2 separate regions of the Mus musculus genome follow, and region 2 is linked to region 1. Evidence: chromatin loops called from intact Hi-C (ENCODE). Cell type or tissue: heart. All regions are shown on one strand. Each heading gives the region's core, and the rest is flanking DNA. Links, peaks and the distances in the headings are about the cores only.

The links. Hi-C counts contacts between places; a loop is a spot of excess contacts. Peaks named below come from ENCODE experiments on the same cell type or tissue, not always from the same donor. Only the 100,000 strongest peaks of a DNase experiment are listed, where the experiment ranks them.
Region 2: it touches region 1 in a loop (2.2-fold over the local background); 1 of 42 quality-filtered maps calls a loop at or near these places.

The regions. Positions count from the first base shown.
Region 1 is chr11:120,421,168-120,427,239 of GRCm38, forward strand. Nploc4 (NPL4 homolog, ubiquitin recognition factor) reads right to left here. Exons shown (of 17, transcript NM_001195023.1): 4 at 198-374. Among named protein-coding and RNA genes, the nearest start is that of Nploc4, 13 kb to the right of the region's middle. In heart, for the core only: a CTCF peak has its summit at 2,646 (motif pointing left); no DNase peak of the experiment used is centred there; H3K27ac peaks cover 890 bases.
Region 2 is chr11:120,307,258-120,313,329 of GRCm38, forward strand. No RefSeq gene overlaps it. Among named protein-coding and RNA genes, the nearest start is that of Mir6935, 37 kb to the right of the region's middle. In heart, for the core only: no CTCF peak of the experiment used is centred there; DNase peaks (open chromatin) are centred at 3,714 and 4,394; H3K4me3 peaks cover 1,677 bases; H3K27ac peaks cover 1,765 bases.

The DNA.
Region 1 (6,072 bases), core at 1,216-3,715:
AAAAAAAAAAAATATATATATATATATATATATATATTGCATGAGCTAACCTGAGCTCACTATGTAAACCAGGCTGACCTTGAACTTGCAACAATCCTCTAAGGGCTAAGATTACTAAAGCCACCACACCCAGCTCTTAAATATTCACTTTAATGATCTATTAAAGCCTCACTGGCAGGAGCCTATGGAGCACTTACAGCTGTGGGTCTCGGCTCCGGTAAATCTTCCCATCCTGCTTGCTGAGGTATTGATCGATCTCATCTTCAACCACGTTAGGAGCACCAAAGGCCTTTAACCCTACCGAGGTCGATGTTTCCATTTCAGACGAGGGTCCAGCAAGGCTTGAGGGAAACAGGAACAACAAATCGCCATGCCTGTTCAAAGGACAAAATGTCACAATGCCATACTCCCCCAAATACAAACCACAAAGTCTGGTGTGGACCCGGACAGCTTCAAAGGACAAATGCTACCATTTAATGGCCTACATAGGGAAGGTCCTGATTTGAAGACAACAGAATTCTTTCTTTCCTGGCGTTACACACAACAGCGCACATCCTCTAAAAGTTAACTTCCTTACCAATAATTGGCCATCTGACTGCATGTGTTAACACAGCCTGTGCTCAGCTGGGCCGAGGACAGCCCTCCCATTCCTTCTGTCTCTGCCCTCTGGCCTTGCTGAGCTCGCCATCCACAGCAATCTATCGAACCCACACTCTCAGGCCATGGCCAGCTCTCCCTCCATCCATGTGTCTCATACACAAGTCCGAGACTGGATAAGGTGACATGAGTTGCAAGCATCCAGACGCGGACGATGCAACCACTGATTTACACCATATTTCACATCTCAGTCTGCTCATCTACGGGTCTCAAAGAACTGCCACAATCAGCAAGTTCCCAGGCACAACCCTGACTGTCCTGTTGGTGGTTTTTGGTTTGTTTTGGTTGTTTTGTCTTGCCAACTTGGCAAACTAAAGTCTACAAGAGGGAAGCACAACTGAAAGCCTGCCTGGTACACTGGCCTGTAGGCCAGCTGTGGGCAGTCTCTTAATTAGCACTGATATGAACGGGCCCAGCCCACTGGTCAGGTGGTCCTAGGGTGTTTGAGAAAGCAGGCTAAGCAAGCCAAGAAGCATGAGCATTCCTCCATGGCTTCCACTTCACTTCCTGTGCTGCTCTCCCTCGAAGACTGCGACCCAGGATGTGTAAGGCAAATCAGCCCTTTCCTCCTCCCCAAGCTGCTTTTGGTAGTGGCGTTTTATCACAGCAATAAAATCCTAACTAAAACACTGACTTATTTAAAAAAACAAAAAAACTCCACATCTCACTATGCAGCCTGGGCTGGCCTCAAACTCAAAATTCTTCTACTTCTACTTACTGGGTGTTAGGATTACAGATGTGTGCTACCCCCCCCCCCCCCAGGGACAGAGGGTCACCACACTACAGGGTTGGGCAAGTCTGCTGGTTTCTGCCACTGTGAAGCACACACCTCAAGCACATGCCAACACTTTCTTTCCCTCTGACAGGGCAGACTCCCAGACACAGCTTCCTGCTCCAAGACTGCTGAAGGCCTGCTTTCCAAAAGAGCTGCCACAATTCTACTTGCTCTGCTCCAACTTGACATGACTTGTGGCTAAAGAACCGTTTTCTCTCTGAAGCTATTCACAGAACCATCGTGGGTCATGCCTGACCAGAGGTGTCTCGTGGCACTAAATCAGCTCCAGCCTTTGAAGACGGGAGGTGACAGATCATTTCGCAAACTTTCAGCTGCTGTCAACAGGACACACAAGAAAGAAACTGAGAGAACAACTGGTCCAGTGCTGAACAGCAAACCGAAGAAGAACAATGTCTGCAAGTACAAGTACTGACAGACATGCAGAATCCCAGGAGCGGGGGCTGCAGCTCTCAAGAGCTGCCCTCACCTCCTTATCCCCCATAATTCAGAGGCAATAAAGCTGTCAGACTGTAACCAGAACTTCTGCTTCTAGCACTGGATTAAATATGTCTAAACATCCTCTAACTATAAAATACTTGGCTCAGACACTGGATCGATTTTAGCAAATACACTGTAAAAACACTGCTGAGCTCCAAAGGTAAAAAACACCCAGGCCTTCCAAAGCTCGCAGTGATGTCACTAATAATAGCAGAGGACACGACTGTCCCTCGGCCAAGGCCAGGATCAGGAACTTGAGGCTCATAGACGACAGTGTTTACTGGGCAACAGATGTGTCTTTGAACTCCCTGCTCACATTTGACTGCTGAGCCTGAATCTCCTACATAAACCAAAGGACTAGCCAGACTTGATGGTGCACACCTGTTATCCCAGCACTTGGGAAGGAAAAAAGCAAGCAGTTACAAATTCAAGGTCAGCCTTAGCTAGACGTCAAGTGCAAGGCCAGCTTGGATAATGTGAGAACGTCCTTAAAGAACAAAAAAACCCCACATGACTCAAGGATGTCAGAACAACCAAGAGAATCCAGGAACTCAGAATGGGAACCAAGAAGAAACTGAGTCTACTTCCACCAGATGCTCTGCAGGGCAAAGTCACCTCCAAGACCAGGCACACGCATATGGAGTGAAACCTGGGCTGCTTCTGGGATCTGGAGACCCAAACCAGAAGAGAATGCAGCTCCACAGCACCCCCTGGTGCTCACATAAGCAAATGCCACTAAAGCTTGCATCAAATAGATCCTCTTCGAAGCCACACTTACCCCAATAAAAACCAAAATTACAAGGGAAATAAATTTCCACGAGGAAGAATTGACAGAGTAAGGGCTGAGAGAGAGAGGCAAGTCTATGACTCAAATGCTGGAATTACAACTCATAAACACAAACTCCAGAGAATGGATCAGAAACCTTTCAGGAAAAAGCTAGGAGCCGCCTGGCATTTTGCAGTGCTAGACATCAACAGCCCCTAGGAAAGGGAATCAAATCACGCTTTGGTTAGGCCTAGTGGTTCAGGCCTGTAAAACAGCTACTCAGGAGACAAAAGGCAAGTCCAAAGCTAGCCTGGGCAACACAGAAAGAAGACCGTCTCAAAATAAAAAGTTTAAAAATGAGGAGGAGAGGGGCTGGTGAGATGGCTCAGTGGGTAAGAGCACCCGACTGCTCTTCCGAAGGTCCAGAGTTCAAATCCCAGCAGCCACATGGTGGCTCACAACCATCCGTAACAAGATCTGACTCCCTCTTCTGGAGTGTTTGAAGACAGCTACAGTGTACTTACATATAATAAATAAATAAATCTTTAAAAAAAAAAAAAAAAAAAAAAATGAGGAGGAGAGACCTGGGGATACAGGGTAATGGTAGGAAACCATACTCAGTCTCGTGTTTTGTCCCCTGTCCATCTTAGTCTCTACCTGCCTCTTGTCTGCTGGGGTGAACTGTTCTGCCCCACTGCATGCTCCTGCAATGTCCGCTTTACCACTCCAGAGGCGATGGAGCCAAGTCACTGTGGACTGAAACTAAACCAAAATAATCTTTCCTCCCTCTGTTTCCTCAGGTATTTATTTTGTCCCACTAGTGGAAGAATACTCCACAACACAGGATACTCATACCAGAACACCACAACCCACATAAATCTGTACTTTTTTCAGAGTCTCACACATGCTAGGCACATGTGCACCCACCACTGAGCTGAATCCCCAAGCCCAGTGATTATTACAAACTTTCTGTAGCACATTTATTTATTTATTATTTGTAGTATGTTCATATTGACTTGTTTTACAGGGGTGGCAGTCAGAGGACAGTCTGTGGGGGTCAGTTCTCTCCTCATGTATGCCCCAGAGTGAGCTCAGCTTGTCAGGCTTGATGGCATCACTTTTACTTGCTGAGCCATCCACCATACAAGCCTTTATTTATTTATTTATTTTATTTAAGATAGGGTCTCACTTTTTTTTTTTTTTTTTTTTTTTCGAGACAGGGTTTCTCTGTGTAACCCTAGCTGTCCTGGAACTCACTTTGTAGACCAGGCTGGCCTCGAACTCAGAAATCCACCTGCCTCTGCCTCCCAAGTGCTGGGATTAAAGGCATGCACCACTACGCCCGGCTCTAATTTTTTTTTTTTGAAGTATTTGTTATTACTACTACTGTTGTTGTTGTTATTATTTGCACCTGTTCCTGGCTTATACGTGGGTGTTCTGAAAATCCAAACTAAAATATTTCACCTGTCTCCTTTTAGGTCTATGTTAAGGGTTTTTTTCTAATTTCTAGTCAAATTTGAAAAGGAATCATATATGTGTATGTTTTTTTTTTAGTGGTGATGTTGCTAGGGATGGAACCCAGGTTCTTACACATACTAACTAGGCACATGTTCTACCACAAAGCTAAATACATAAAAATATATATTGTGTAGGTTCAAAACAGCTTCTCTCTGTATCCCTGGCTGTCCTGGAACATGCCTTGTAGACAAGGCTGACCTTGAACTCAGAGATCCACTTACCCCTGTCTCACAAGGGCTGGAAATAAAGGAATGTCACCATGACCTGGCTCAAATAAAAATATTTTAAAGTGAAAATATGAGCCGGGCCTAGTGCCTCACATCTCGAAAGGCTAAGGCAGGAGGACTAGTGTTATGTTCAAGGCCAGCAAAGGCTATACAGGAAAACACAAGGAAGTGAAAATATATTTGTTGAAATAAAATCTACCAATCGAGCAGACATCAAGCACAAATTAACTAACCATGCAAAACACCCAGGTAAATTCAACAGAAAAAAACTTCAGAGCCCTAGGCCAATGTGTTCTTGGAATAAAGGGGTGTGGAGAATAAACCAGAGAATCAGCAATGCTAGACAAGCACTCTGCTACTCAGCCACAAACTTCTTAAAGCACCCAGGAGAGACAGGAGAAGCACAGCATGAATGCATGAGCACACACGCACCCTAAAAAAGAGTAACAGAAACACATTTCATTACTGAGCAACAATAATGAAACTACAAGACAGAAGAGTAAGATTCACACAGAATTTCAACAAAAAAAGAAATACCATTCTTAAAAACACAAGTAAAATAAAGTTGTAGTTACTTTCAATTTCAACGGTATTATGGTGTATTCTCTAGACACAGCAGCCATACGAGCACAGTAAGAAAGCAGCTTTTCACAGGCCAATGAGAAATACTTTATACCTTTTGGCCTTGGATCTTGACCCTCTAAGACAGTAAGGAAATAAACAACTAATGTCTAGGTAAAACATTACAACATACAATCTAGACCCAGTCAGAGTAGCACAGGTTTCTAATCCCAGCAGGAAGGAGGCAGGGTGCAAATTTCAGGCCAGCCTGGATGATACAGAATTCCAGGGCAAGAAGGATAACACATGGTAAGACCCTGCCTTCACAGTAACAACAGAAATGCCTAGGATAGCCCTGAGAGAGGTGTTTCAAATACCTTCTGTTCTCTTACTGTTATTGCAACAGAGCGGGCCACATGGCTCACCTGCAGCAGCAAAAGAGCGGCCCACGTGGTTCACCTGAAAACTGCTCTCTTGGTGCCTGCTTTCTTTTTCTTCTTTTAAGACAAGGCCTTGCTCTATAGCCCAGGATGGCCTCAAATTTGCAATCATCCTGCCTCCAACAGTAAGTTCTGAGTACACCCAGTTATACTCCATTTCTCGTCTTTATCTACTCATGAGAACAGTTTTTACACACACCCATGACCCCAGCACTGAGAGGAAGGGGGCAGAACAGTCAGCTCAAGGCAGGAAAACCCTGACTCAAAACCAAACAAACTAGACTTTAGCTTGGCAGCATCTTACATCAGACAGCCCACAACCACCTATGACACGCACGTGGGCACACACACACACACTCACACAAATTTAAAAAAATGTAGCCAACAAGCCACAGCCACTCTTTCACTGTCCACTGTATCTTAGCACACAGGCTCCCTCCATCCATGTGGAAAAGGCAGTTACAGGGATGACAAGGCCCAGGGAGGGAAAGAATGGGAACATAAACTCAAAACTCCTGAGAAATGACTTGACTCGGCGAGCTGGTGAGATGACAGCTCACTGGCCTAGTGACAAGCCCTACAACCTGAATTTCATCCCTGGGGCCTAAAGGAGAGAATTAAATTCCCAAA
Region 2 (6,072 bases), core at 2,325-4,824, 110 kb before region 1:
ACCAAGCGACAGGAAGGACACATCAAAGGGAGGAAAATGCATAGCGTCTGGACGGGCAGAGGAGAGGGTAACAATGGGGGTCACCATCACTGGGAAAGCCAGCTCTGCCTTTATGTTCAATGTTGGAGGCTTGGTGACAGACAACACTGGTTGGTCTGCACGTATTCTGCCAGTAAGCATCTGGCAGTATTATTTCATCTGCGTTGGACATGGCCTCATTGACAAAGGCGCTGGGCACCCATGCAGCCCACAGCTTAGGCAGAGGGCACCTGGACAGGTGAACAGTGCTTAACTACACAAAGCTCTTTTCGTATTTTTGCCTCTCTGACCTAGTGAATTGACCTACAGCCTGGTTCAAGAAGTTGCCACCAAGTGGATTGGGGAACTTTAGTCTAAACTCACTTCTGCAGCCTCTCTTCTCGCTCTGTCTTTCGAATCTGGAAATCAATCTGGCATTCACACAGCAGGGGCCCTCCCATAGGAACCAGTTGGCCAGTAGGAGCGGTGCGGGAGCGCCCTCCAGCGGTCACATTCAATATGGCAACTGGCGGGAGACAAGAAGGCAGCAACGGGGGAGGGGAGACTCCAGGATCCAAATGCTCCTGATTTGGACCGTGGGCAACTTGGGAACTACAAAAAAAAAAAAAAAAAAAAAAAAAAAAAAAAAAAGAAAAGAAAAGAAAAGAAAAGAAAAGAAAAAAGAAAAAGGAACGATTTAGCAGAGGGGGAATAGTAAGATGCCTATTAGGCTGGGTGTATTGGTACACACTTGCGATCCTGACTCAGATGGTTGAGGCAGGAGGATCTTGAGTTTGAGAGCAGCCTAGGCTACATAAAAATAAACGAAAGGGGTTGGAGGGATGGCTCGCCAGCTAAGAGAGCTTGCTGCTCTTTGAGAGAACGAACCTGAGTTTGTTTCTGAGCACCCATGTCAGGCAGCTCACAACTGTATGTAACTCTAGCTCCAAGGAATCTGATGCCCCCTTCTGGCTTCTCCAGGCACACGCACCGGGATATGCAGCAACCAAACGGCTAAGCAGATGGCTCCGTGGCCAAGTGCAGTAACCTGCAAATAGAAGTCTGAATCCCCAGCACCCATTTGGAAAGCTGTGCTTGACTGTCCTTGCCTATATAGCCCCAGCACTGGGAGCAGAAGACAGGTGAATCCTCCAAGCCCACAGTTCTCCCAGCCTAACGCTACCAACAAGCTTCTGATTCCATGAGAGGTTCTATCTCCAGGCAGAGTCAGAACAAGGACAAGGTCCGGAAGACGCCTGGCATGTGCTTTAGCCCCCGTGTGTGCGAGCACACACACACCCACAGAAAGAGAGAGAGAGAGCGCTACATATGCATATACCTCACACACACTGACTTTCCTATTTGACTCCACCAGGGTCCTGAAGGGGTGTGGCCAGAGATCACCTAACCGGAATGGAACCAGCCCAGTAAGAAGCCAGAATTGTCATATTAGGAGATGTCAGGAACACATGGATAGAAACTGGAGATAGCCCGGGAGCACTTCTCAGGGAGCCTGGGAGCACTCCTAATGATGATTTATCATCATTGCCTAAGGCTGTGTCCTAAGAAAAGTAAAGCCTTCACCAACCTCTGACTTCCCCAAAGCCCTCAAATAGGTAATTCCCAAGGCAGTTGTCCGCCAGCTGTGGAGCGCATGCCCAGTGGGTATCGGTGCCTTTGCTCTGGGAGGGAAGCACACTCTGGCTCATCCACAACCACTGCTTCCTGGAAGCAAATCCTGCCACGCCTGGTTGGAGAGCACGGCTAGAACCCACTGCTTCCAGGATAAGCAGTGAAGTTTGTAACAGCTTTATTGAAACACGAGCTACACATAACATAAAATCCACAGGTTGCTGGGACCCACATATATTACAATGTAGCCTTAACTGTGTTTACAGCGCTGTGCAGCCACCAGCACCAGCCATGGCAGAAGCCACATAAGTACACTCTCCAGCTTTACATTGTCACAGGGCTATAGTGACAGGATAGCTCCATGGTTAAGATTTACCCACTGCTCTTACAGAGGGTCAGGTTTGGTTCCCAGCACCCATGTGCTGGTTTACAACCATCTGTAACCCGAGTTTGGGGGAATCCCACAGCTTCTTCTGGTTTCCATGACTATGCATGCAAGCAAAGTGTGCACATAAATAAGTAACTTAAAAAAAAAAAACTTGGGCTGGAGAGATGGCTCAGTGGGTTAGAGCACCGACTGCTCTTCTGAAGGTCCTGAGTTCAAATCCCAGCAACCACATGGTGGCTCACAACCATCTGTAATGAGATCTGATGCCCTCTTCTAGTGTGTCCGAAGACAGCTACAGTGTACTGACATATAATAATAAATAAATCTTTGGGCTAGAGTGAGCAGGGTCCTGAGTTCAAATCCCAGCAACCACATGGTGGCTCACAACCATCTGTAATGAGATCTGATGCCCTCTTCTAGTGTATCTGAAGACAGCTACAGTGTACTGACATATAATAATAAATAAATCTTTGGGCTAGAGTGAGCAGGGTCCTGAGTTCAAATCCCAGCAACCACATGAAGGCTCACAACCATCTGTACAGTATACTCATATACATAAAATAAATAAATAAATCTTAAAAAAAAAAAACCTTTAAGCTCTCCTACTTAGGTGATGCTTCATGTGTTTGTCCTAGGTGACTGCCTTAGGCTTAGCATATTTTCAAAAGCCAGAATATTATAGCTTCCTCCTTACTAAGGTCCCCTTGTTAAGCTATGCATAGTCTGCCCTTGCTTATCCATCTGTCCTGGGTAGAAACCATCTTTTGTCCATTATGAATAACACCAACAACTCTTGGAAGACTAGTATACAGGAGGCACCTTTCAGTTTAAAGCAATGATTTTTATTGTGAAGCATATATCTAATTACTAAATATTAGAAAAATACCTCAGCTATAATCACTACTTTTTTTTTCAAGACAGGGTTTCCCTGTGTAGCCCTGGCTGTCCTGGAACTCACTCTGTAGACAAAGCTGGCCTCAAACTCAGAAATCCGCCTGCCCGTCTCCCGAGTGCTAGCATTAAAGGTGTGCACCACCGCTGCCCTGCTGATTACTACTAATTTTTACTGAGACTTACTGAGTTTGTTTTGTTTTTTTTTGAGACAGGGTCTCATGTAGCTCAGGCTGACCTTGAACTCCATATGTAGCCCAAAATAACCTTTTCCTGTCTCCACCTCTCAAGTGCCAGGCTTGCAGATGTGGGCCACCATACCCAGTATTATGAGGCTTTGTACATTTAGGCAAACACTCCTGGCTACAACTTCAGCCAACCCTGGCATGTAACCCAGAATAGTCTCTGCCTCCCTTAGTGCTGGAATTATAGGTGTGTGTCATCAAGCCCTACTGCGACACTTTTGACAAGCATAGGCTGGCTTGCCTTTGGGGCTGGAGAGGCTCGCTGAGGTGTTGGGGGTGGGGGGGCAACAGGGATGGGGCAACACTGACGAACACCCAAAGCCAAACAGGGTCAGGCGTTAAGAGTCCTACCAAGGTCAGGGCGTCTGCGCCTGCAGACTGCGCTCCAGTACGCTGGTGCGTCCAGACGGGCTTGCACCCCAGAGCATCCCTTCCCTTGACCGCAGTCTAGGCAAAGGCAGCACCTCGCCGGGAGACGCAGAGAAGCACACTCACCGCGAAACGCTAGCCAGCAGCCGCGCGCCTATTGGTTGAGAGAACGGCAGCCCGAGCCAATCAACGCACAGCACCCGAGAGTCTACTAGGAATGCGGTGGGCGGTGAGCCGCGCGCGCGGGCACTGGGCTCTGCAGCGCGGGTGGGGGATGGGAGTGGGAGGGGGGGTCCGAGACTTAAGCTGAGCCGACTGTTGGGTCCCTCGGTCACCACGTGATCCGGCACGCCCCACTCTGGGCACTGGGAGCCGGTTTCTCCTTAGGAGAAAGCGCCAGGGCCGCGCTCTCTGGTGCGGGTAGGCCTGGGCGAGCGGGGGCCCCCGCCCTGGGAGTGCTGGGGGACTGGGCTGACCACCCGCGTCGCCCTGGACTCCTGCCGCCCAGATGAAGGAGACGATGTAAGCCTCAAGGAAGCAGGCTGCACTTAAGTTCAAGGGACCAAAGAACAACAGGAAGCCCGGATCCTCCCAAATCCAAAGAGACCCTCACCACCTAGCCGTCTTTCCTGCCTTATGTGGTGTAGTGCTTCAAGCGGCCATGTTACGCCCTCCCTGACCTGGACCTTGCTCCCCAAGGGCCAGCTTGTTGGTTCCAGAGCCCCAAACCACAGAAGGGGGGAACAAAGGCTGGCGGACCATAGGGTGGGTGGGTGGGGCCTCTGGACCCTTGCCTGGCAGGTTCGCCTATAAGCTTTGTAGGCCCCTGGGCTTGGAATTTCTATCTCTGCAGACCTGTGGTATGTCACCTGGCTGCATTGCATTGCATTGCACAGGAGCCCTTCTTACTCAGAACCCTAAGAGGACACTTGGGAACCCGCGGCCCCACCTCTCTCCCTGTGCTGTGCACCTGTTTGGCTCCACGGGCCTCCAAGTGGTTCCAAGACCAAAACTGTTCGCTTCAGGGGACACTTGCCCTCCCTCCTTCTATGGGGAAGCTTCTACCAAAGTGTTGGCTCCCCGCTACTTTGTGACCTCCCTACGCGAACGACGTTTTTATAACCTAGTCCCTCAGCTAGATGGGTCTGACTTATCTGGCTGGGGGCAAGGAGAGTCTGCTCATCTGTCGGCAGTAATGGGAGCAAAAGACAGCTCCACCTTGGTGCCTGAAGCAGTCTGAGGCATTTCCTTCAGAGCAGTTCTCAGATGAAACCAGGATTCAGAGACAGAGTTTATTAAGATGAGATTGCTAACAGCTTTAAGTATCAAAGGTGACCAGGGAAAGGGTCCTGCACACCTAGATGTGAGTGTGGCCTTTCTCTCGAGCTTCCTGCTTTGAGCGACTAGCAGTAACCATATATGTACTTTCTTGGTGACTGCTGAGGCTTCTGTTGCTCAAGGCGTTTGGAAGTGACCCCCTCCCACCTTCAGTAAATTAGATCCGGCAATTCCTGAAGTGGTTCGGTCGGGTAGGGTGACAATCTAATGTGGTGAAACCATGGGTTGGGAGGGTTGCACACAGGTTAAGCCATGTCTGTTACCATAATGGGGTTTATAATCTTGCCTGTGAGATTCCTAGAAAATTGCAGGTTTATATCTGGGAAAGGAATGAGGCCGAACTCAGAGGTCAGAGGTCACGTACTTTAGGTCTCAAGCCTGGTTTATTGCTGGTTTATTCTTATTTGAGATATTTCTGTATAAAAGGGATATTGTCTCTTCAGAGACAACCTTCACAACAAATTTTATGAATCATGCTGGAATTCTTGACGCTCAGCGAAAGACTTGAGCAGACTGATGAAAGGGGGCTCTGTTCCTCGAACATCCTTCATGTCTTCTGTCTTCCCAGCCTACCTCAAACTGACTAGGAAGCCATGGCACACATACACTCACTATTGACTTAGTTCTGAGCTCACTGTAGGGCTCATGCCAATGATCCCAGCACCTAAAAGGTGAAGCCGAAAAATCACCCAAGTTTGAGGTCAGCCTGATCTACATATTAATGCTTAAAACTTTTTTTAAAATCTCATCTTAATGAACTACATCATTTTTTGTGTGGTTGGTTTTTTTGTTTGTCTTGGTTTTTCGAGACAGAGTTTCTCTATCTACCCCTGGTTGTCCTGGACTTTGCATTGTAGACCAGGCTGACCTCGAATTCACAGAAATCTGCCTGCTTCTGCCTCCAGAGTGCTGGGGTTAAGGGCAACCACCACCACACCTGACAATAAACGGCATCTCTGAATTGTTTCAAACCAGTCTATGGTGTGAAATTAGAACAACGAAAATATGCAGCTGGAAGTGGCTCAGGGTGAAGGCCTGCTGTGCCGGCAGCAGGCACAGGGACTGAATTTAGATACCCAGCACCCACATAAAGGCTAAGTGTGGAAACTGGCAGGAGAGACTCTGTTTTAAAAAATAAGATGGAGAGACAGGCTTGCGTTCAAGACCAGTATGGTCTACAACGAGAGCTCC